Regions from separate parts of the Mus musculus genome. Here region 1 is linked to region 2. The links are chromatin loops, found by intact Hi-C in ENCODE. Cell type or tissue: gastrocnemius. All regions are shown on one strand. Links, peaks and the distances in the headings refer to the core of each region. The heading gives the core; the rest is flanking DNA. Region 1 has its middle 120 kb from the start of Gm14009. Region 2 overlaps Morrbid (myeloid RNA regulator of BCL2L11 induced cell death).

Region 1 (12,368 bases), core at 1,351-9,350, 100 kb before region 2:
GCATGCTCTAAATGTAAATGAGATTATTAGTACATATATCCAGAATGCACACTTACAGCTATGTTGGTCACACAGTCAATTTCTCTTAAAGGATGCTCTTGGTCTGTTCTTTTCTCCCCTGCCCTCCTCTTTTTCCTCCTCCCCAATATACCCAGTATCTAGTCTCCTTCTTGCCGTAGGATGTAGAATCCAATAGAGCAAGCATCTGTCAAGAGAAAATTTCCAGTGTATTGTGGGGAAAGGGAGGCACATGGTCCAACAAGAATGGTGGAAATGGTGGACATGAATGGGGGGGAATGTTCTAGAAGGCAACTTAAAGGATGCCCATGCAACTAGGGGTATGAGTCTCCCTTGGCCTAGCCTTATATGAAATAAAGATACCCTGCCCCCAGTGTCTGTCATCGAGGCCCACCTTTTCTCACTGAGTATTTTACAACATTGACATTGGTGTGGCCTTGGGAGATTGGGGCAGAGTCATTTCTCTCAAGACTCCTAGGGAAAAGATGGAGACTCAAGCCCCAAACTGTACAAGGTCATACTCACCCTGGCAACCTAGAAAAGGAATGGTGTGGAGAGGAGGGGGAGAAGGAGGTGATGGGGAGGGGAAGGACACCAGGACAGTTTTAGGACAGGCATCCTGGGTGGAGTCTCCAGAACTCCAAATCACAAGACCTCATAGTAGAACAGTGACTTCCAGGCTCTGGGGAAGGGGGAATGGATTATTTGGATAAGGCAAAGTGCTCAGACCAGAGGATCTGACATGCTCATACAGACATTCATGCAGGTTAAGTACCACTATTCATAAGAATAAATTAATCTTTAAGTGCACTGGGTCTTGTGAGGGGCTATGTAGTTGTGGGGAATTGAACCTGGGTTCCCTGGAAGAGCAGCTAGTGTTCTTAACTGCTGAGCTATCTTTCCAGCCCCGTGCCAGTGCATTTAAAACCAGAGCATAAAAAACACTCTTTAGGATGATCAAGAGTCCCTGACACATGGGCCAATGAGCTTCAGGCTGCCTGTGGACAGTAGAGTTCTGTGACCTCGTGAGTTCAGTTCTCTGAGTGTAAGGAGAGCCAGAATGAATCAGATATGGTGAACACATATCCGAAGACTGCTGGTTATCACTAAGGTATTCCCTGAGGTGACCATCAGCTGGTGGGAGAAAGATCACACTTGTCCTTTGAGAGGGAACAGATAGAGGAAGATCCTAAGGCAAGATGGCACTTGAGATGTCTACTGTAAAATGTGCCCCACCACACCCATCTCCTCCTACCCAACCCTGGTCCACGCTGCCATCTTTGGTCTCCAGAAACTCTGGTAACTCTTCCTGGCCTGACAGAGAGCCCTCTGCCTCCACTTGCTGCCTCAGTTGGCATTCGTGGCACCAGAAAGGAAACTTAGAAGAAATTAAGCACAAATACCATGGGACCCATGTTATACTGTTCATCTCTGTGCTGTTGACAGTGGTTGACGTGAAAGCAGCATCATCGTCCACAGACCTGGGCAAGGGACAATAGGGTGAGAGCATACAAGAGTATTGCCCAGCAATGTAAAGGAGGAGGATTCTACCACAGCCAACTTGGATAGGCCCAGAGGAGTCAGAGCTGAGGAAAATCAGTCTCAGGACGGATACCACATGGTACAGCTTAGATAAAGAGTATGACGTCGACTCTTGGACAGTAGAAAAATGGTTGCCAGGGACGCTGGAGTGGCACCTAGAGGTGCTAATGAAGAGGCATTGTGTTTCCTTACAAGTTCAAGGAGTGGCTGAGCTCTGGAGATCTCAGCACAACACTGCCTACGTGGGTGAGGATAGAGCTTATATTTGATGCTTTTTACCACAGTGGAATAAAATGCTTTAAAAGCATTTAGTGCAAAGAAATAAACTTTTATCCAGAAAAGACAATAGGGAGTTGGGGTGAGGAACCTTTCCTCTTTGAGACACGGGGAGGTGAAGTGGGAGGACGGATGGAGTGGCAGCTGCCGGCATGGGTGGGAAGGCAGCCGGGGAACATCCTGAGCTGGTTTCCTGGTGAGGTTAATGCAGGCTTGCTTTTGTGCTTGTTTTTGTTTTTGTTTGTTTTCTTCACTTTTCTTTTGGCTTGCAGGATGTAATCCCATCACAAACCGAGGACCGTGTGTGTGTGTGTGTGTGTGTGTGTGTGTGTGTGTGTATGTGTTTGACAGAGAGAGAGAGAGAGAGAGAGAGAGAGAGAGAGAGAGAGAGAGAGAGAGAGAGAGATTTAGATTTAGAGAGAGAGATAAGGATTTGGCTTCTGTGACACTGGAGGTTGACAGGGCCCCAGGACAGAGCCCAGAGCCTTTGGAGTCCCAGGAGAGCTGCAGATAGAAGCTCCAGGGCAGGCCAGAAGGTCCAGAGCCAAGCAGAGCCTGTGCTGTCTCAGTTCGAGTCTGAAGGCAGGAAAAGGGCAGCATCCTAGCTAGAAGGTCGTTTACAGGAGGAACCCCCTGTGGATCCTGGCCTGCCTTCTTTTGCCAGGCTGTCAGGGTGTAGCCCACCCATCCACTTGGGGAAGGGGAAATGTGCTTTATCTAGAATAGTCTCTTCAGTACAGTGTTCTCCAAATGTCTAACAGCCAGTCTAGTTGAACGTAAAACCTAACCACCTCAGCTTTATCAGCTGCATTCTGCTCTATAGGAATAGGTCCTAGAGGCGGAGCCAGCTGTTGTCTGCTTGGGTTGGGTCTTCAGTCTCTTTCGCAGGGCTCTGACCATCACAAGACCCTCCCCCTGTTTTATGCTCACCCTTGAATCTTGATCTGGTGCAACCCTTTTCCCTTAATGAGTTTGGGACGAGTTTTATTGTCCATCCCACCACTGGGTTCCCATGAGTCTGGCTGCCCTCCCTCAAGCCCTCTGTCCTTGCAAGAGTCTCCCTGGATCCCTTCCATATTTTGCTAGGCTGGGTCATTGCTAGAGAACAGGCCTTATACAATCATATCTGCCTGGTGCTTATTACAATAACCAATCTGAAAACCGGGGCTTAATGCACGCACGTGAGTACACACATGCCTATATGCTCATCTGTGTTCAGAGACACCTTTCAATGTAGTGGTCTATGTATAAGAGCAAAGCTAGGATACCTCTCAGACCCTCCAGGGCCAGTTGACAATACTTCAACAGAGTTAAATGTCCTATGTGTTACAGTCTGCAGAAAGTGCCAGCCATTGGGTACATGGTTTCAATAACAATTCTAGTCACCAAGGCCTCTCCTCTGTCCACTGACTTGAGTGCTTGCAGCCTAGCTACCTTCTGGCTGGGGAATAGGCCTTGAGCCACCTGTCTGGATGCGCTTTCCTATCTCTAGAATAGAAGGGCACATATAGGGGGAAAGCAAGGCCAAGCTGGTGCTGCCAAGGAAGCTACAGATGTGCACAGTAGGATGGCCTAACGGAGAGGGAGGGAGGGGGAGGGGAGAGGGAGAGGGAGAGAGAGGGGAGTGGGAGAGGATGCATTTATTCTATTTGGAAGGATAGAGCCAAGAAGCAGTTCAGGACTATGATGGCCAAGCTCAGGCTTTGAAGTGGGCCATCCCCTGGGCTCCTGCATCTAGAGGATTGAATGGTCTGTGTCAAAGGGCACAGGTGGCCTCTTAAAGAAACCCAACCCCAGCAGCAGCAGCTGCTCAGTGAGAATGCCTGATGGAGCTAGAGTCTAGATTCTCAGCCAAGCAGCCATCCCTGTCTTCAACTCAACAGGTAGGGAGGGCGGAGGCTGGGGAAAGCTGCCTGGTGACAGTGGCCCCAGGCGATAGGACTTGAGGAATGGACGGAAGGACAAGCAGTAGGAGTTTGGGCAAGGGCTCTCCCAGAGAACAGGCCTTATACAATCGTATCTGCCTGGTGCTTATTACAATAACCAATCTAAAAACCGGGGCTTAATTCAGGAATGTGAGTCCCTCTCCCTCCCCCTCCCTCTCCCATCCCCCTCCCTCCCTCTCCGTTAGGCCATTCTACCGTGCACATCTGTAGCTTCCTTGGCAGCACCAGCTTGGCCTTGCTTTCCCCCTTTATGTGCCCTTCTATTCTAGAGATAGCAAAGCATCTCCAGACAGGTGGTTCAAGGCCTAGTGGGAGGACAAAGGAGAGCTACTCACACGCTCAGAGAACAACGTGATACGGAAGGCTGTACAAAAGATACGTAAGCAGGTGAATAAACCACAGCAGGACAGACCCTTGCATGTCCTGGTAGCTAGAGAGATGTAACGTCTTCATTCATGAGAATGGTGCCTTGTTCATCTACAACCATACTCACACGTTGTCTTCTTTCCTCCCTCCTTCCCTCATCACCGCCCTTCCCCCCCTTTCATGTGTCTTTATAAGTTTACTTCGTATTCAGGATTTTTGAACACGACAGGCTTGTTTTGAGCGAGCAGCAAACACAAGTCCAGCTGTGAGAGGGAAGGGCAATATGGCCCCCTCAGCCAGAGCCCCAGGAAAAGCTACAATGACACAGCCCATCAGAGGCTGGCCCCAGCCTCCCGCTGATGACCTCATTACTCCACATCTGGGAATGGCGCCAAGAGGCAGCCCAGCTTGCCAGAACATAGACTCCTGCAGAGGGCTTCAGACTCTGAGGCCCCAGGGGACCTACTAAGTCCAGCGCCCTGAGAAGCCTGCCATCTCCATCTCCCTCCCACACTGGCTAGTCACCCAGCCTCATCTCTCAAGCCAGGAAGGTAGGGACCAGGGGGATCCACACACAGATATCCCAAGGCCCACCACCGCAGAGTACAGTGTTGAGGACCAATATGCTTGAGGGAGTTGGCCCCTCTACACATGCAGATTCTCTGATGAGGTATTTATAATAGTCTCTCCACAGTGCCCATGAGGGAAGACACGGTAGACTGGGATCCTCATGGTGGGGCAGAAGCTGAGTTGCTCTGAACAGAACTGGAAATAATGAGACCAATTTCTCCTACAAACAGTCACTGAAAACCCACGGGCAGGCACCATCCTCCACCCGTGGTCCCACGAAGTGTGTGGACACAAACGCTTCTGTGGCATGTCTCGAGGTCTGCTGTGGTCCCCAATGGAGAAGAATGAATTTACATCCATGGAGCTAATCCAATAGAGGAAACAATGTGGCGCTAGGCTGTGGAAGGCCACGTATCGCGTGGCAGCGTGGGCTAAACACTTGATTGGCACCAGGGCCCCACCTTCTCCCACTACTTGGTATTCATCATTCATCGGCTCTTGCTGGGAGCCTTTCCCGGGCTCCTCATCTCCCCGAGGGATTACTGTCCACACTGGCACAGGCACCCAGCTCATGTCCCTCTGTCTTTGCCAGCACAATCTGGTGCCTGATACAACTTCCCGTCACACTGGATGGTTTAGAAATAACTACTTTATTCTTAGGATTAGCATGTCTTCTCCCATTTCTGTTGCTATGACTTTAACGGAGCGTTGTGTGGTAATTCGATACACAAGTAAAACACATGAAGAAGATATCAGGAAGCTTGGCTCCTCTACTTCAAAAACTTCTTAAGTTTATTTTGATTAACACGTAACATTTGAACATGTTATGGGGTAGATTGTGGCATATCATAATTTTTGGCTGCCCTGGAACACTCTGTGTAGACCAGGCTGCCCTGGAACACTCTGTGTAGACCAGGCTGGCCCAGAACTCACAGAGAACCTGACTGCTTCTGTCCCCTGAACACTAGGATAAAGGAGTGTGCTGCCACACAAGCTCAACTAAGCGTGTCCCGCTTTCTATTTCCTGAGGAGACTCAGTCCAAACTCCCATCTCATTTGAAACAAATCTGCATTGTGTTAAGACTTGGAAGGCTCAAACAATCTTTCTCATGTACACATATGCTCACTTACACACACACACACACACACACACATACTCACACACACACACATACTCACACACACACACCACACATATACACATATTCATACATAGTCACACACACACCACACATATTCACACCCACTCACATTCAAACACCACACACACACACACACACACACACACACGTATCACACACTACACATACACACATACTCATACACATTCACACACACACACCACAAGCTCACTCCTTCTTTTCATGAGACAATTTGTACTGCACATAACTCTTTAAGCAGGATCATGACTAGGTGGTCCCTTGACCTTAGGTCTCCGGGACAGAAGCTGAAAGGCGACATCGCCAGGAGTGGGCAAGGGGTGCCGTGTTCCACAGCCCCTGCTGTACTCTAAGTCACCAGATTCTTCCTGTGTGGCCACCAAGCTTGGGTTTGAGCTTATCCCTGAGCCGTCCTGGCAAACACAGCCCTTCACAGAGAGGAGGCCCGGGCCCTACCTAAAACCTCCCATCTTCCTCTCCTTCTCCATCCAGTGCTCCATTCTCACACAGGTCCCCTCCCCCACGCCCTTCACTTTATCTTTGCCTCCATCCCCCGTGAAATATCTTCCATATTCACAAGTATTCTCAAATAAAGCAACAACAGCAAAACCCTAAGAAGGCTAATACCCTTCTTATCGGAGAAATACTCAGTACAGAATAGAAATTCCCTAAGAAGGAAGAAAGGGAACGTTTCATGAGTCCCTACTGTGTGCACAGTGTCTTTGGCCTCTCCTGGTGTGACAAAGTGACTCTGAGTGCTTGCAATGTGCATTACTTGCGAGCTCAATGATGTCAGTTGTGGCTAGGAGAAGAAGGAGCGCTTATCTCTGCTCCACTCACCTTTGTGTCCCGAGGAAGCCTGGACCTCCGTGAGCTATGTCAGCCTGCTGTGCCAAGTCCCTCTGAGGCCAACAGTAGGTGAGGAGCAGGGTCTAGCTGGGTCTTCATTGCCAGCTCAGCCTAGAGATGGTGCACTGTCCTTACCCTCACTGATAAGGCTTTGTTGGGAACGAAATTAAGTCACAGAATGAGGCTGAGTGGAAGAAAGTCCTTTAGGAAATGAAATCCACCAAGGGAAATCTACCAAGTGTGCTGACTTGCTCCCCACAACACCGATTAAACAACCTGTCATGTGAAACTTGCTCACCTGCTTTATCCTAAGGCAGGACCCAAACTATGATAAGCTAAGATGACTAATTCTCACATCTTCCTCCAAACTACAGGATTTATGAAATGCCAGGGACAGCTGACCTCCAGGTTAGCAGGGTCCACCACCACCTTGTAAATACTTAAGGAGCTCTGAACAAGCTTGTGAAGTTGAACCTCTCTCCTTGAACTGGTCAGGGGCAGCCACAGTGCAGAAAGGAAGATCCAGAAGTGTGAGCCTTTTGCAGGGACCCAGACACTGCCTCCAGGAAAGCTCTCCTCTGGTGGCCATTGTGGCACAGAGGAAATCGCACCAGATGGTAAATAGTGGCAACTCCAACGCTTGGTGAAATGATTTAGGTACTTAGCAAACAAAGGGAGCACGCCAGCTCCTTTCCCGGATTCTTCTTCCTGGGGCACAGAATAGAAGAAAATGCAGAAGCAACCTCCAGGCTCAGTGAGAGTTAGCATTTCCTAGAGTGGAAGAAAAATCAGATGGGGAGGTGGGGGTGGGAAGTAGGGGGTGGGGCAGGGGGCTTGAGGGTGGGAGGACAGGGGGCATGGACAGACTAGAAAGTGGAATTGGATTTTTTTTTCCTTAAAAAAAAATCGATGAAGTAACCAAGCTATTAAAATGGAAAATAAGTCTGATGTCATTCTGAAAAATAAAAGCGTTGAGTCACCTGCGGAGCCACTTAATTAGGCCCGGAAAGGGACAAGAGAGCTTGAGTAATTTTCCCCGCCAATGTCAGTATTTCAAAATGAGCGAGGCGTCAGGCCTCCTCTCATCAGTGAGTTACATCAGTGCTTTTACCCTGGGGACAGCCTGAGACATTAGAAGTCGGTGAAGAACAAAAAGGAATGCATTAGGAACGATCCCCCTGCACTGGACCAGCTTCCACTTCAGGTCCCTGCGACACCTCAGAACGAGGGCTAGAGGGGTTTCTGGGCATGCTCTGGGGAGCCAGACAGCAGCATGGCACTACAACAGTAGTCAGAGTGACAGCCGGCGAAGCTCTATGGAGACCCCTTAGGGACAGCCTTGGTTTGCATGACTGCAGTCAGAGGTTTGGGCTTTAACAGAGCCACATGGGCATTCCTTCATAAGTGTTTGGATTCAACACCTCTGCTAAATGAATACCTCCACCTCTCCCTGTGGGTCAGAGGGTGGCTCTTCAGAATCCTGCCAACTACCCCTCTGTCTTTACCAAACAGAGAGTCCTGCTATCACCAGTCCCTTGCAAGGGCAAAAACTCAATAATCTCCCTGCTGCAGAACTGGGCTTTCTTGGTAGCACTCAGGAATCATGGGGACCGTCCTTGAGCACTTGGGTTCTCTGAGTTGGGGGTCCCTTCAGCCACACTCATGACAGGTTCCTGCTCGAGATCCCCAACTAGAGAAATCTCTGACTAGGAAAAGCAGGGGCCGCAGCTGGGACCTAGCTCACAACACCATGTCCACCCCCTCCCCCATCCCCCCCAGTGCTGCAATCGAGGTTATGATGCCATGATCAGTCAAGCTCAATTCTGATACTGTCTGGTTGATGTTTATTTTCCTTATTATTTAGCTGTAGCTGTAGAACTCCCAGGGCTTTCTTTAATTCCTAAAACTGGCCTTCTGGCTTTGTAAGCTTTGAAATGGACCCTGCTCAGGAGAACAAGGTGAGCACACACCGATGCTAACAAGGCTGTCAGCGGGATATGAAGTACAAAGTGAAGGCCTAGGACACAGGAAAGGCGATTTTTACTGGAAATGGAGGGGGAGGTGTCTTTGGATGGTAAGCAGTCTGTTCTGAGTTTAGTGAATACAGCAGAAATGAATCATGGGCTAAATCCAGGTTTTAGAGAACACCCTAAGTCCCCAAAGACCACCCAAAAATTTCCCCCATGTTAGTCACAGAGAGATAAGAATGAACAGCAGTGCTCAGTGTGCAATCATCGACCAGATCAGAAATGACACCCATCCCTCACAAACACCTTGGTCCTGTCAGACAGCACTGGGTTTCCCCTTTAACTACCTCAATATTATTCCTTCTCACCTTCCCAACCAAAAGACTGCTGGGTAGAAACACAAAACAAAACAAAACCAAAACCCAGAGTAAATAAGCAACTGCTTACTTTCCCTGCCAATCTAACAATTGAAACCCAGGTAAACCAACTCTAATCCTCTTTCGAGGATCAGGATTGCCCTGCCTCTAATCTAATGCCAATAGCTCACTAGGTTGCAGTGCAGGGAGCTTTGAGACTAAAAGAAGATGACTAAGATGCCATGAAGACAAGGGGAGGGGGTGCTGGCTGAACCCTAATAATATTGATTAAGAAGCACTTGGAAAGTCCTTCTGAGAGAGACAGTGGGATGGGAGAAGGAGGCATGGTCTCTAGTATATACATGAGCTGTGGAGTATGGTTCTTTCAGATTCATCTCCCCAAACCCTGCCTTTCAACTGGGCCAGCCAGCTCCCCTTGCGGAGCCTTGGCTTCCTTGTATGTTGCACCAGGATGGTAAGTGTTTAGCAGGGACCCATGCACAGGATATATCAGAACTCATAGCTGCAGATCCATCCACCTTGTTGGAATCCAGCTCTTTTATTAGGTGCTGAGTTGAGAAGGCCAGAGTGCAAACTGGTGCAACATCCATAGATATCAGTTATGTTGGTTGGTGATCTCTTGTACAATGTCACCCGGAGCAGTCTCCACGGCTGCATGATTTCAAATACCTTATCTTTGATTTTTTTTTTTTTTTTTTTTTTTTTTTTGTGGTGTGGGGAATGGAACCAGAGGTATCACTCATGCTAGGCAAATCCTCTGACACTAAACTGCCTCTCAGATGTCAGGGAAAAAGAGTTATCAGTGCAAAACAGACAACACAGGACCAGGACAGGCTGGACACTATAGTAAGACTGTTTTACACTGGCTCAGATGAAGGCAGGGCCAAACAGAGACACAGTACTGAAACCATTGCCCTAAAGTCTTAGGGTCCTGGAGAGACATCAAGAGCACTGGAGGCAAGAGAGACCAAAGTTGTCCAGGCAGGGACATGCACCTGCCTACAGAAGCTTGTGTTTAGGTGGCAGGACCATCTAAGAGAGTGGTTTTCAATATTGCTAATGCTGTGTGTTTTCTAATGGTCTTAGGTGGCTCCTGTGAAAGGGTCATTTGATGGCCCGCCCCCCCCAAAGGGTTTGTGATCTTCAGGTTGAGAACCATGGACCTAGGGGTTGGGGCATCTCCATGGTGAGGAGACCTTTTCCTTCCCTCTCCTGATTAGAGTCTGGCATGACTCCTCTGGCAACCCCCTCTGTACCCTGTCTGAATGCCAGGTCCTACTGGCCTCCCCTCCCCCAGCTCTGAACCAATCAAAGTGTGTATATTTCAGAGACTAGGAAGAAGCTGTGCTCTTCATTCTTCTGGAGAGTCATTTTATGTCACAGTTGCATGAGAAAGGAGATAACCAGAGTTCACAGTCTGCCTGCCCAGGGATTCCGTGGGTGAATTTGCTTAGGCCAGCGTGACCTCCATGACCATCATGCTTCAACAGCCTCCTCTTTAGCATAAGTGGGAAGAGCTTAAGGTCATAAGAATATAGGAATCAAGCCAGGAGGTGGTGGCACAAGCCTTTAATCCCAGCACTTGGGAGGCAGAGGCAGGTGGATTTCTGAGTTCGAGGCCAGCCTAATCTACAGAGAGAGTTCCAGGACAGTCAGAGCTACACAGAGAAACCCTGTCTCAGAAAAACAAAAAAACCAAACCAAACCAAACAAAAATAAACAAACAAAAAATATAGGAATCGAACTGTCACATCCTGTGGGAGACAAAAAGAGTCCAGGCTACACTAAACTGAAGACCAATCTTAGTAGTTTGAATAGATATGGCTCCCATAGGCCCATGTGTGTCAATGCTTGGCCCATGGGAGGCTGGCTGGGTACAAGCTGAGAGCCCTGTGTGTTCTGCTCCTAGTTCTCCAGATACCTCATCTTGAACACCAAAGCCCAGTCTTTTGTTTACACAGCAATTCAACCATCCACCCCAGCTTTTCTTTTGATTATCCCATGAATCAGCATTTTATGACCTAAGTCCCTTGATTCTTAGAAAAGACAGCTAGTACATTTTTTAACACAGCAACTAAATTCAGAGATCTGCCTGCCTTTGTAAGCACAGACAGTAAGCTAGCTGGGTGGAATCCCTTCCTGAAATTAACATTCCCACCATGCCTGTGCCTAACTTGCTCTGTCCCAGGCTGACCTTGAACTCAGGAATCTGCCTGCCTTTGTATCTTTCTGACAAGCTTTCATTAGTGCATGCCTTTGTTCTTTTAGATCTGTGAAGCCCTTCATACAATTCATATTGCATCCTTATATCTGCTTAGTTGAGAAATTTATAATTTTTGAACTCATGTTTTCAGAGTTCTTTTCCACAGCCTTAAGGGCTGTACTGAAGCTCACAGCATTTGCCATTTTTGCTGAGGAACATAGACACATCTTCAACTCCTAAACTCATGTTGTTTCTAATTATCATGGGACATTAACCTTGGCAGGGAGAACATTCGTTGCCTGATAACCTTGTCGGGGAGAACATCTCCCAAAGGAGGAACATAAAGTAAATTATGTACATTATTATACAAACAAGCCCTATTCCTACAGCAACCGACAACACTCGTGAAGGCCCATGTCCTGCTGATTCTGCTGTATGGACAGGAAACCTTGTCACACTGTCCCCTGCACAGCCACCCAGGACTCGGCACAGATAAAAGAGAAAACATCACCCATGTAATGCTTTGTGAGCTAATAAATTGATTGCTATTACTTATTGAAGAGTGGGTGACTCAAAAGCAGCTATGTCATTGGAAAGTCCACCCCAGCATGGGGGAAGGACACTCACAAAAGGTATATCCCGAGATCCCTGCACAACTCATAGGTAGTTCCACTTTAGAGTCTCCCTTCCCTAACAATTATTCACAATGGAGTTGCCTTTTCCAAGTTTCTTGGGTCTCCTGAGTCTTATGAGCCTCCTTTTTCCCTCCAGGAGGGACTGTTTTAATTTGGAGAAAAATACTACACAACAACCTGGATGACCTGGCTCTGAAGTACCTGCTCTCCAGATACACACATGTGCCCAGGGTAGGGCACCTTTACCTAACCTTTATGGGCCTTGATCATGCTCAGCATGAGGAGTCTGGGTGCATGGATTTACATGAAGGTTGATGTTACAGCCATGCCCTGGGCACAGGTTTGCCTTACACTCTCTCCTGGGCCTTCCCAGACCCCATTTCCTTAGAAGGAATACTTCTTCCCTCCTAATTTTGGGGGTGTAGAATAATCTCAGGTGCATATTCTCTGCTGTGGAAG
Region 2 (12,368 bases), core at 2,113-10,112:
TTGATATGTGATATTTTTTTATTTGCAAGCATGTTTTGTAATAAAGTGCATAACTTTTTCTAAATGATGATGATATATTTTGTAAATTTTATCTCAATAAAATTATAAAAATTATGGTTTAAAAAAAACTTTCCCTTATTGGTTGCCCTCCAAACCTAAGAGAACAGCCTGCTCTGCAGGGAAGCTAGCAGCTCAGGGACAATGACAGGGACGGATGACCCCTGCTCTGTGCTGATCTTCTGAGTAACAAGCAGTAGCTTTGATTTCTTCTGTGAACTTAGAGGCACGCAGACTTCACTTTCTAAGAATTCTCTTCTACTTGCCTGAGTTGTGGCCTTCATTCTAGAAGTTACTAAAGCTGTGTCTCAAACGCCAAAGTGAGGAATGGGGCGTTTACTTGGCCCCAACCAAGCACAGGGGTCTCTTGGCTCCACTGTGCCCACACACCAGTTCTGTGAGCTCCTTTGTATACCAGACAACTGACATTCTGAGTCAGCACAAAGAGGTCCCAGGGACAGTTGATCATCAGCTCTGCTTTACAGACTCACTTAGAGAAAGACAAACAGACATACAATACAGCATTTCTGGTGGACTTGATTCAGGTCTGTGACAACTACCTGCACAATCAAATGGGTAACCCTTCAATCCAGTCAGTGCAGGGGACTGACTCTTCTCCAGGTTCCAGCCACAGGCAGGCAGCCATCCTTCGAGGTGAGCTGCTCTGGCCTCTGCCCCTCCCTCCATGGCTGCCTTTGCTGTTGACACTGTCCCTGTTGGTTTATTAGCCCTCGCTGCTTGCTTTCTGCTGCATTCTGTTGCTAGGCTAGGGAAGGAACCCTAATCACCCAGAAAGAATAACAGTTGCAATCTTCTCTCAGCACAGTTTGGTGACAAAGTAGAAATAATCTACACATTCGCTTTGTCATTTTTTTCTTCAAAAGGATAGCAGTGTACGCCCTAGAGAGATGCGAGATATATACTTCAATCACAAAAGGTTGGATAAGGTGCCTTTAGAATGAATCTGGTTTCATATTGAATTGCTGTCTGTCATCACCAACCTGGGTGCCCGCAGGCTCTGAGAGCAGCTTGACTGTGGGTCTTAACTAAATTGACAGTCTTTATTTACTCCCCTCCCACCCTCAGAGGGGAGGGGGAGAAAAAGCAAACCACACTGTCAAAGCATTTAAAAACAAACCGAAGGAAGCTGGGTTTCCAAGCTTTAAGCAGATGTTATTTACCCACAATCCGTATCCAAGAAGTCACTTGGAAACCGGCTCCGTTTTCCTCAGCATTCATTTAGAAGCATGGAATTTCGCCGGTACCGATGACATATATTTGCTTCTTGCCAGTGATAAGTGCAGGGTGAGCTCCGTCTTCACCCCGGTTTCCCTCTGTCTTAGGAATATAACTATCCTAACCCCTTACATGCCTTTCCGGCCACCATTGCTGGTGGAGACCAAGCTGGTGGAGATGTGCAAGTGGTTCATGCGTAGGTGCTCGCATCGCACACTGAAGCCAGGTCCCTGTGCCGCCTTGTGTTTTGAGAGATGTGTCTCTCTTGCTAGGAGACTGGTCCTCATCTCTAAGTACCACACATGCCTTACCCTTGAGGTGTCTCGGATGCTGCACCCAAGTGTCAAGACTGACTTTCAAGGATGGGAAGGCTCGGGTCAGAAGTGCGTTCCCCAAGCCATGCTTGGCTCAGAGCTGGCACAGGGTGAGTACCTGTGGGCTGGGCTCACCAATGGCATGACGAAGCGCATGAATCAATTTCCTAGCTTGGGACTCAACTATCATTTTAAGGTTGACCCAGACAGGCCCGTTAAGAAGAACGCTCGTGCTTGCCCAGGCTCACTGTGTAATGTAAGTACTCTACTCATCCTCACTAGAGAGAAGGAAACCAGTAGAAAACAACGGTCAGTTTGCAGCAGATGACAGTTAAGTTAAACACTGAGGAAGGCCCACAGACACAAGCAGCATGTGCCTCATTCTGTCCTTGTGACTATAAAGATTTCCTTGCCATTCCACTCGATGCCCCATATGCTACAGTCCACACAGACACTTGAACCCTGTGGATTTGAATACCTCCCTTCTTGATTGGACTGTGCCTTTCCAAGACAGACACTACAGCAGCAGTTCTTAACCTGGGGGTCCCGGACCCTAACCCCCTTTTTGGGTCAAACAACCCTTTCACAGGGGTCACATATCAGATATCCTGCATATCCGGTATTTACATCACAATTCATAACAGTAGAAAAATTACAGTTATGAAGTAAATACAAAAATAATTTTATGGTGATGGTGGTGGTGGTGGTGAGGTCATCACAGAATGGAACTGCAGCATTAGAAAGGCTGAGAACCACTGAGCTATAGTCAGCTCACCTCTCCAACACTGGGTATTCTACCTGAAGCATCATAGCACATGCTTCTCTACCTGTCTATCCCAGAGATGCACACATCCCGAGACATGTGTCCATATGGACACTAGCTCAAATTTAAAAAAAATTCTCAAAAACTGCCCTGATAGCCTTGCCAGTGGTACCTTGATAGAACACAGGGGAAAAAACTGCACTAAGATTGTTTATCCAATTAAATAACATTTATCTTCAGAGTTTTTTTTTTTTTTTTTTTTTTTTTTTTTTTTTTTTGTATGTGTAATCTCTTCAGTCAAAGCCAGGACCAGTCTAGCATACCTAATCCAGTGTTCTTCCAAAGATTCTGGGGGATGGAGCCTAGAAAAATCTGCTCGCCAGCTGAGTGGCATGCAGGGTTAGTCCAAGGTGTATGCCCAGGGAAGCACACACCGTGGTGACCAAGCTGGGAGCTTTCTGGCTAGCAAGGGCTCTTGCCTGCTTTCCAAAAGCAGCGTATTAGATTCGTTATTTCAATATCAGCACTATTCCCCCTTTGAGTGTGCAAGTTCCCTCCTGTTTGCTGCTTTGTTTTTTGTTTTTTAAAAATACATCTTCATTTAAACTTCACAGGGCCCTGGGAGGTGAAAGGTGGGTGTACTCAGACCTGTTAACTGTTCATTTGTCTATCTGAAAGAAAAAAAAAAAAGCTTGTTTGAACCAACAGAAAGGCCTGATTCAGGGTTCTTAGGACACAGATCTCCTGGCAAAAGAACCCAGAGCCCCGCTTCCTGATTCCCACACCCATGTCTAGGAGCTGTCCAGATGAGGCAGCCTCAGCTATTTCAGGACTTAGCCCATCTTAAGGGTAGAGAGGGGAATCAGCATAGAATGGCTTCAGGCCATAGAACTGTGCCCTATAACTAAACTCTGAGGCACTATCTAGTCTGTTTTGAAGCCCTGGCTTTACACCACTTTCCAGCTCCTTAGGTGTGGCCTGCATTTCCCAGTCAGCCACGGGAGGCCTAAGGGCTCATCTCTAGGGGGTTTAATAACACACTACAAGGAAATGATTAGTGAGGCTCATCACCAGAGTACACACGACACACATGGCAGGCATCCAAGAACACCTTGCTCCTCTGGAAATTAGAATCCCCGTACTTCACCCCACATTATCAAGCTCCAAGAAGCCAGGCCCACATCTGGAAGGCAGAAGCAGAGGACCACTCTTCCAGAAAGACAAGGAGAGGAAGACCTGAGAGTGAGCAATGTTTTCTCTGTTGCCTGAGTCAAAGTCACTTTAGACTGGTCCCCCATCTCCAAGAGAATGCAGCCACAGGCAGCCCATAGACTCCTCCCCTAGCTCCATTGCTTGGTACCTCCTCTCCCTTCAAGCACCCAAGCAATGGCTCCATTTACTGTAGCCACATCATGTCTCAGAAAGACCAGGAGGCCCTCTACAGCCCTGGGTCACTGAGCTGTGTCTAACAGACCAGAGGTGGACAGAGTACAAAGGGGAGGTTCCTATGCTTCTGAAATTCTAGAATCAGGGCTACATCGGGGCTTCATGAGTCACATCTCCAATCCTAGCATTTGCAAAGCAGAGACAGGAGGATGTAGAAGTCAAGGCTAATCTGGGCTGACTATGATTTCCAGGTCAGCTTAGGTTACAGAGGGGAAGAGAGAACTGGGCTGGGGAGATGGCTCAGTTGGTAAAGTATCTGCCATGCAAGCACAAGAGACTGGGTTTGGATCCCCAGCACCTACATTAAAAAAGTAGGTGTGGTCCAGCACATCTTCAGTCCTATCCTGGGAGGGTTGGGTCAAAAGGATCCCTGAAGTTCACTGGCCAGACTGTCTAGTCAGTGAGTGCCAGGTTCAGTGAGAGAGCCTGCCTCGAAATGATAAGGTAATGGATGATGGAGAACTATCTGGGAAGACGTGCTGATCTGTCCATACATGCATTCGCATGTGTACACAGCCATACATACAATACACACACACAGATAAACCAAGAGAAGAAAGGGGTGGAGGAAGGGAGAGAGCAAGGAGACAAAAGTACACAGGCCACACTCATTTCGTGCCAGATCAAAAATGCGGGGGAGGTGACATTTGGAGCAGGGCCTATCTCATCAGCCTGTGGCGCACTTGTCTTTTTCCTTGGGGGAGTTAGAAGGCCTGCTCTGCCTGAGTCCTCCTGGTCGGCTTGAAGTCCTCTTTGGGAGAATGGCAGCCATGATCACCTGCAAGGCCTGGTGGGTCCAATGTGGCAGGCACTCCATTAAGCCACTCAGGTCTTTGTGGCTTTTCTGGTCCTTTGCCACAGAGGCTGGCAGGAAGCTCATACCCTCCAGGAGGGGATAGGATCCTGCTCCAGCGAGCTCCTCCAGAAAATGCCAGTGTCTGAATCATTGTCTCTGACTGCTTTTCTTCCTACAGGCTAGTAAGGGTGGGCCTGGGAAGGGTGGCTTTGCTTAACTTTTTTTTTTTTTCATTTTTAAATAATGTTCTCTTTTTTTTCCCCCTTCAGTGCAGGAGATCAAACCCAAGGCTTTAGACATGCTGGGTAAGCGCTCTACCACCGAGCTGTCTCCTTAACCCCGCGACATCTTTCTAGTAAATAATCCACATAGAATATAAGAAAGTAGAATGATGGGATGATAAACAGCCAGAAGAAAAAGGAGTAAAAAGGAAAGGGATTGTTTGGGAAGTAAGCAAGATGGGAGGGGAATTATCACAAACACTAACCTCCTGCAGAGAGAATAACAGGGAGAGCCACAGACTCCTTTTTGACTCAAATATTATTTTGCAGAGTATTTAAAAAGTGGTTACAGAAATAAAGTAGAAAGATTCCCACTGTTCTGCAGAAAGGCATCCACAGGGGAAAACCCATCTCACCACGAGAAGGTTGCTTTGCTACCTGGCCTCCTGGAGCAGTCTTAGCAGCAGGGCAGTCAGGAAGCCAGGAAGACTTATCCTCGGACTGTAAATGTAGCCAGGGAGCCCCTGCTAATGAAATAAATCTCTGCCCGTGGGGGAAGAGCACACACAAAAGGAGGCTCCGGGGAGCAGGAGGGGGCATCCTTCCAGCCCTTTTAAGAAGTGTGGTTTTAATGGAAAGTGTTTTAAGATTAGTGATGATTCTGCAATTTATCTGAAAAGTCAAAAGAGGGTTTCAAAATGATGCTCTATAGACTTTTGTACTTGTGACTCCACAACCCCCATCGCGTGCTCCAGAGAAGGCTGGCTGGTCTCCAGAACCCAGACTACAGGACTGCTTGGAGAATTTTCTAAAGCACTAATACTGTCCCTTCGGCCAGCAGCCCCAGCCTGGCTAAACTCTGAGCACATATCAGTCATTTCCCTTCACTCTGGCCACAAACCCAGTTTGCATCTTCCAGTTCCTCAGCTTTTTGTTTCAGCCTTCTCTGTCATGTCAGGGGAACACGCCTGCCCCATTCCTCATCACCCCCATCTCTCTCTCTCTCTCTCTCTCTCTCTCTCTCTCTCTCTCTCTCTCTCTCTCTCTCTCCCTCCCTCCCTCCCTCCCTCCCTCCTTTGTAATTTTCTTCCTTTTCCTGATAAGCCCATTTCACACTCTGCTGGACACTCAACCCCCCCCCCCCCTGTTTGGAAGCATATTTCTGATATTACATTCCAGGACCTATTCTCTTGGTTTCACCCCATTAGTCTGGTTACCCCTCTTTTGAGCCTGCTAACTTCTTCATATACCTCCTGGGTATAATCTTCACGAGTGGGCGAGCTACTTTCTCGTTCTTTTTCCTGCTCAGACAGCATCCGGGGGAGCTCACCCTCTTTAATTCTTGTGAGCTATGTCCTGTGTCTTTCTCTCCCCGCACTAGGATTCTCTGTCCCTGCGTACTTTCTAGCTATATATTCTTAAGTCTATGTGTGTGGTCCCTAATAGAAAGAATTTATAAGAGGAACAAAGTAAGGGTGGGTGAGTGAGGTGGGGGTGGGTTGGCATCAGATTAGAAGATACAAGCTTCTTTTCTCTCAACAACTAAGGACAAAGGTAGCCACTAGTTCACACTATTGCACACCCTGTGTTCAGATGCTGTTTGATGTCTAGTCTCCAATCTACATGAAGTCAAACATGTCCCCAAATAATACTTAAACTGCCTGTGGATGGGGGTGAACCAACTTTTCCAGCAAGATGTATGTCAGAAATCTAAAGATGCACTGTCTTGCCGGTTGCGATGCTACCTCATTTGTGGGTGGGTGGGTGGGTGGGTGGGGGAAACCTGTTGTGTTTTGTGTCACCCAGATAGCAATGCCACACGTGAAGGCATCTGCAGTCCCCACTCAGGCAATTTCTTCATTTTGTCACCACCTTGAAGCAGGACTGTTAGTGCTGGCAGTGGTCAGCCATGTGCTACCACAAAACATCGCTTAGGTTCAAACAGTGCTTCCTGTCAGGAACAATGTGAATTGTTGGTCACAGGGACACCAGCTTGTGTGGAGCTGAATATAATTAGTGTCTATTCCACTGACATGGGCTTTACAAAAATACTGGCTCTGGCTCTAGAATGTACTATCTCATAGGGGAGTGGAAGCCGGGGTGGAGACTGAAGGGCTGTCCTAGAAATGGCATAGGAAATAGTTTTCTCAGGTCAGAGGTGGGTGTGGACTTTGTTTCATGGTGTTTTAGCTCTCTAGCTAATAAAGACCACTTATAGACACCTCGAGGAGGGACTGGGGATTTAGCTCAGAGACACAGTGCTTCCCTGGCGAGTACAAAGCCCTCGACTCAGCCTCCAACATTGTAAAAAAGAAAAGATTACGTTGGTAATTCTCATTTATGTATTTCTCTTAGTAAAATGGCACGCTTAACACATACATACATACCACACATACACACCCAACACACACCCCTAACACCCAACACACATATACCACACATACACACACACACACACACACACACAAGAGAATAATAGACATAAGAAGGAGGGGTGGCTGATGGCCCAGGCCTGTAGCTCAGCTAGTCAGCAGGCTTTGATAGGTCATAGGTGGAAAGCCAGCCTGGGCTGCTGAGTGAGACTCTGAAACTCTTTAAGAAGGGTATAGCTCAGTGGTAGAGGGCCTCCTAGCCTAGTATGCAAGAGGCTTAGGACTCAAACCTCAGAACCTAAATAAAAACTTTTAAAAAGATACAAATAAAAATGTTAAGTCACAGGTCAGATTCTACCTAGTTCAAAGTTCACATAAAGCCACCCAGTCTACAAGACATGTTTTTCATGTCCTCCTGAAAGAGCCGCAGTTTCGCTGTAGACAAGAGAGCGTTACTACAAATACAACTTCATCAGCGAGGAAAGGCTCCTGGCTTGATGGCATTGTGGTGTCTCAGGCTGGAGCAAACAACCAAAACAACAAGTTTTGTCCCGCAGACAACAACAGTACAGAAATGTCTAGATTAAAGGTTGGGATCCTAGGCTGATCTAATCCCAGCAAGAAGAAACAGCCCACCTAGGGACAGGTGAAGTGGATGCAAAGAACCCCACACTGACCACCCTCTGAGCTAGAGAGTGATTTTTTTTTTTTTTTTTTTTTTTTTTTTTGCTGTCCTAGAACTAAATTTGTAGACTAGGTTGGCTTTGAACTCACAGAGATCAATTTGTCTTTACCTCCTGAGTTCTGGAATTAAAGGCATTTACCACCACACCTGGCTTTTTTCTTTTATTATTAAAAAATTAAACTTTATTTCTAAAAAAAAAAAAAAAAAGTGGGGAAAAAAAACCACACATCTTAGTTAACCAGACCCACAGTGTATACAACATGTGTATAGTCAGAGTAGCCATTCTGAATGGAAGTTTTGGTAAATTCTTACAAATCACATCTAGCTAATATTTTATTACACGGTGATTCAAACACCCAATTTCCACAGATGTGTGTGCATTGTTTAAACTGTGCTAATGGTCACAGCACTCTGAGCACTTTAACCACATCTCTGTGTGTCCTTCAGTGTCCTGTTTCCATTCACGTTGCTGCGCAATGGACAGCAGCACCTTTCTCTAGGACATTTTTGTCTTTTCAAACTGAAGCTGGCCCCATTACACTCCCTCCCCCACCTCCTCCCTTCCAGCCCCGCCGATCTCGATCTCCAGCTTCCACTCTTTGTCTATGAAGTAATCTACGCTTGGTGTCTCAGAATTGTGATCCCACTTTTTTTTTTTTTGAACATTAACAAATACCCTGAACACCCTAAGCACAGGAGAGGGTGACAGTTTATTGGCTACCCTGTCCCGCAATAAGTAAATCCCCGTTCACCACGGCCCTCTCCAGGTCTGCTGGCAGGAGTGATGCTTTTACAATCTAAAAACCAAAAGGTGATTTTTTTTTTTTTCTTTTTCTAATTGCACGAAGCACAGGAGCAAGAACACTACCAAGAAACCTCAGGGACACACTACATCTTGGGTTTGGTAAGTGACACACTTTTAAATCTGATACTTTAAAACTCATTTCAGAAGTCAAATAACCCAGCCCGCCACCTCCGACCCACCCCCCACGCCCTGTGAATTCTCTAGACTCTGTCACCTCGAAGGAGGGAGGGTGTAGGGGGTTGGGGGGAAGCTATTCGAAACAACAGGAAGTTTCTGTGGATCCTGACATTGGCCCCTGGTGACTGAGAGCCTAAATCAGTGAGTCATTCCCCCAAGACATAAGAAGCCGCGAGGACAAGTGAAGTCGATTGTTTAGTATTTCAAAATAAATAGAAGAACTGACAAAAACGGGGGGGAGGGTGGGGGGCTTTGTTGATAGGAAAGGCAAGATGCTTTTTAAAAACCCATCTGTAAGTGACAAGAAAGGCAAGTCAGATTTATTTTGTATTATGAGGGTCCTTACTTATTTTTTTTTTCAATGTTACTCCACAAGAGGTATTACAGGGCCACAGGAAAAATAGTTTCTAGGCAGCCAAATAGTAATTAATAATATCACAGGTAAGTTTGTGTGAGATATAAACTTTATGAGCTATTGAACACTGCTTCTGCATCATAAAGCCCACAGAGTCGGTAAGTCCGTGCAGTTCGGACAGGAAGTGAGTCCACACCGTGTTGCTCTTGGATCTGAAAAGTTCTGATGTTGGGCCAATGCTACAGCTTGTCTGAGGAAATAATACAAAAACCAGAGCCACAGAGGCCACGGAGTCAGATTTAGGTAAATGTCAACTCGTCTTAATTTCTGAACTGTCTCTCTTATTGGGTCACTAGTGACTTGGTGTCCAAAACCAAACCAAAACACCAAAAAGCTGAGGTTGGCTAACAAAATTCTCTTTCAGAAGCCTCAAATGACCTGTCGTCATGCATAGCTGTGCAGGGTAAAATATACAGAATAGAAATACATAAGAACATAAAAAGGGGCAGTAGCTAATATTTCTTCCTAGGAACAAGATGAAAGCAAGCTCAGAGAATCAGACTCTGCATTTGACAGTTAAGCTGGAAATCCAACAGCTAAGTCCCACAGGCACACCACCAAAGACCTCTTGTCACCCTTCTTATAAATAAGAACAAAAGCTGGACCCTCCGCAAAGGCAGTCAGGTGACCCGTGAGCCAGCAGCCGTCCCCACCAGGCTTCATGTCCATACTGTGGGACTCTGAAATCAACAAGTCACCAGACCACACACCAAGCAGGGCCTGCTCATTTCCCCGAGGGAAAATAACTATGTTTAAAATGAAAGTATGACCAACCCTGGCCTCAAGGCTGCTCAAACGATCTTGAGGAAGTTTCAAACACACCGAATTAGCAATCTGTCTGTCTTCAATTACAGAAGTACTAAAAGCCAAAATTAGCCGATTATGCTCAATGCACCCGAGTTTAAAAATGACCCCGCGAGCTTCTGCCATAGAAATCCCTACATTGTCACTGCACGATAAAAAGAGCCCTGGGACACTCACTCTTGTCCAACCACATTGCAGGTGGCAGAGTCCTTAAGGACGGTGACCTCCACAGGACCTTGCAGAGGGTATTTTATTTCTCTCTCTCTCTCTCTCTCTCTCTCTCTCTCTCTCTCTCACACACACACACACACACACACACCACGACTATATATTGTAGCTAAACTCAAGGCAGCCATGTACCAAACTCACATGACTGTGAAAGCCACCACCCCAGAGAAAGATGACTTAAAGCAGGCCCACGGGAGGGTAGAGTGACTGAGATGGACAGCCCCTGGCCCCCGGGGGTGAGCATCACACTTTCTAATGAACATAACTGAAATTGCCATTAAAGAGGATATCTGCATATCTTCTCCGCAACCCTGTGGTTTCGGAGTCCTGTGGTTGCAGGGATCTGCAAGAACCCCTGATAACTGGAGAATCAATGTCCCTGACACAGAAGCAGCAGAGTATGTAGAATTAATTTGGCTTTGGGATTTAATTCAAATAACTTAGGCCTAGAATAGAAGACAGGCAGCTGGACGTTTTGCTTTCTGGAACATTCCATGTAGTGGGACCTGACTTAGGTGGGTGAAGTTCTTGACCCTGAACAGAAAATAAAATGCTAAAAATAGTTCTGAGAATACTGCCTGTCTTCATAGCCAACCCTAGAATGTAGAATGTGCTACGTGTCTGTGAAATGGAGCCAGAGACTCTAAGAACAATGACCCCATGCCGGGTCCTCAAAGAAATACGCTGGAGCCTAGGACACAGGGTTTCTTTTCATCTCTGTCATAAAATGTAAGCACAAACTTCACTGTGAAACCCTTACCCCTGAGACCTTCCTCAGAACCTAGGAGAAAAATCCCTTACTCAGAATCCAGGTCTTCCCCAAGAGGGTGAACCCAGAGAAGCCTTTTCTAGGGGTATGGCCGATTGAGAGCCCAAGGTGTCTCCAACGGTCTTTTTCCCACCTTGTTTTTCTGATCTTGCTGTTCTTGTGAGACAGGGTCTCATAAGGTTATATAGCCCAGGCCGGCCTGGGACTCCCTGAGAGCCCAGGCTGGCCTTTCTACCCCAGCCCCGCAAGTGCTTGACATTAGAGATCTCTGTTATCATGCTTGGCTGCCTGGCTTCTCTCCCACTTTTTGACATAAACAACAGCAATATTTTACTGAACCAAACAGAGCTCAAGCCAGCCAGACCTCTGGCATTCCGTTTCCTCCCGTCAGCCTCACAGCCCTGTAGAAGTGTCTATAGTAGTCTTCCAGTTTTGTCATTGGGTTCCACTTAGCAACCCACACAAAAACTAAGAAGCCAGGAGAGGGATAGGTAAGACAGTGTGTGGGCTTCATTGATAGGCTCATGGAACTTCGAAGTTCAAATGAGGCCCCAGGGGAATGGTTCAGGGACATCAGTGTTGTGGGTGCCCTGCCTCTGGCAGGGACTGGCATCTGTCCAGACTGTAGCTCCTGTGTGCTCGGCTCTCATTTCCAGCAACCTGTACCCCTGTTTCCTTCCTGGTCTCTCAGCTATGGAAAAACACAAACAAGGAGGTGGGACCATTTTAGGTAGTCCTAGAGGCAAAGGTTGTGTGTCCCAGTCTCACAGAGAAGTGGGAAGCCACAGAAGGCAGAAGGGCCAGCCCAGGGCTCTGCTTTGACGGGACAATGGACACACCCGAGGGTCACTTCCTTTTACCTTCTGTGTGCTCTCAGAGGCAAGAGCCTCCAAACCCCTCAGCTGACAGGGGCCAGGACTCGAGAAAGGTAGAGGGCCTGGGAAGGTGAGGGTAGACTTTAATCTTGAAGTGGATAATGAGACAAAGGCAATGGTCATTGTGGATATTAAAGTCACTCCTTAAAAAAATAGAGGAAATAAAACTTCAAACTTTCTTAGTGTTTTGAAATCACAACAGTCTCAGATTGTGGATAATTCCATGTCATAAAAACAAACAAAGGGATGCATATTGCTATTAAATTGTTTGTGTTCTGCTACATGTATACACACACACACACACACACACACACCCTCATGCAAGGGTTTGAGGAAATATAATATCCTTGTTATTCAACATGAAAAATAAAGAAGAAAAATATATTTTCCACAGGAACAGCCATC

The links. Hi-C counts contacts between places; a loop is a spot of excess contacts. Peaks named below come from ENCODE experiments on the same cell type or tissue, not always from the same donor. Only the 100,000 strongest peaks of a DNase experiment are listed, where the experiment ranks them.
Region 1: a loop joins it to region 2, with 2.8 times the contacts of the local background. A loop is called at or near these places in 4 of 42 quality-filtered maps.

What each region holds. Positions count from the first base shown.
Region 1 is chr2:128,280,469-128,292,836 of GRCm38, forward strand. No RefSeq gene overlaps it. Among named protein-coding and RNA genes, the nearest start is that of Gm14009, 120 kb to the left of the region's middle. In gastrocnemius, for the core only: no CTCF peak of the experiment used is centred there; DNase peaks (open chromatin) are centred at 4,545 and 5,158.
Region 2 is chr2:128,383,605-128,395,972 of GRCm38, forward strand. All of the region lies in intron 1 of Morrbid (myeloid RNA regulator of BCL2L11 induced cell death), which reads right to left. Among named protein-coding and RNA genes, the nearest start is that of Gm14010, 33 kb to the right of the region's middle. In gastrocnemius, for the core only: no CTCF peak of the experiment used is centred there; DNase peaks (open chromatin) are centred at 4,670 and 5,612; H3K4me3 peaks cover 833 bases; H3K27ac peaks cover 320 bases.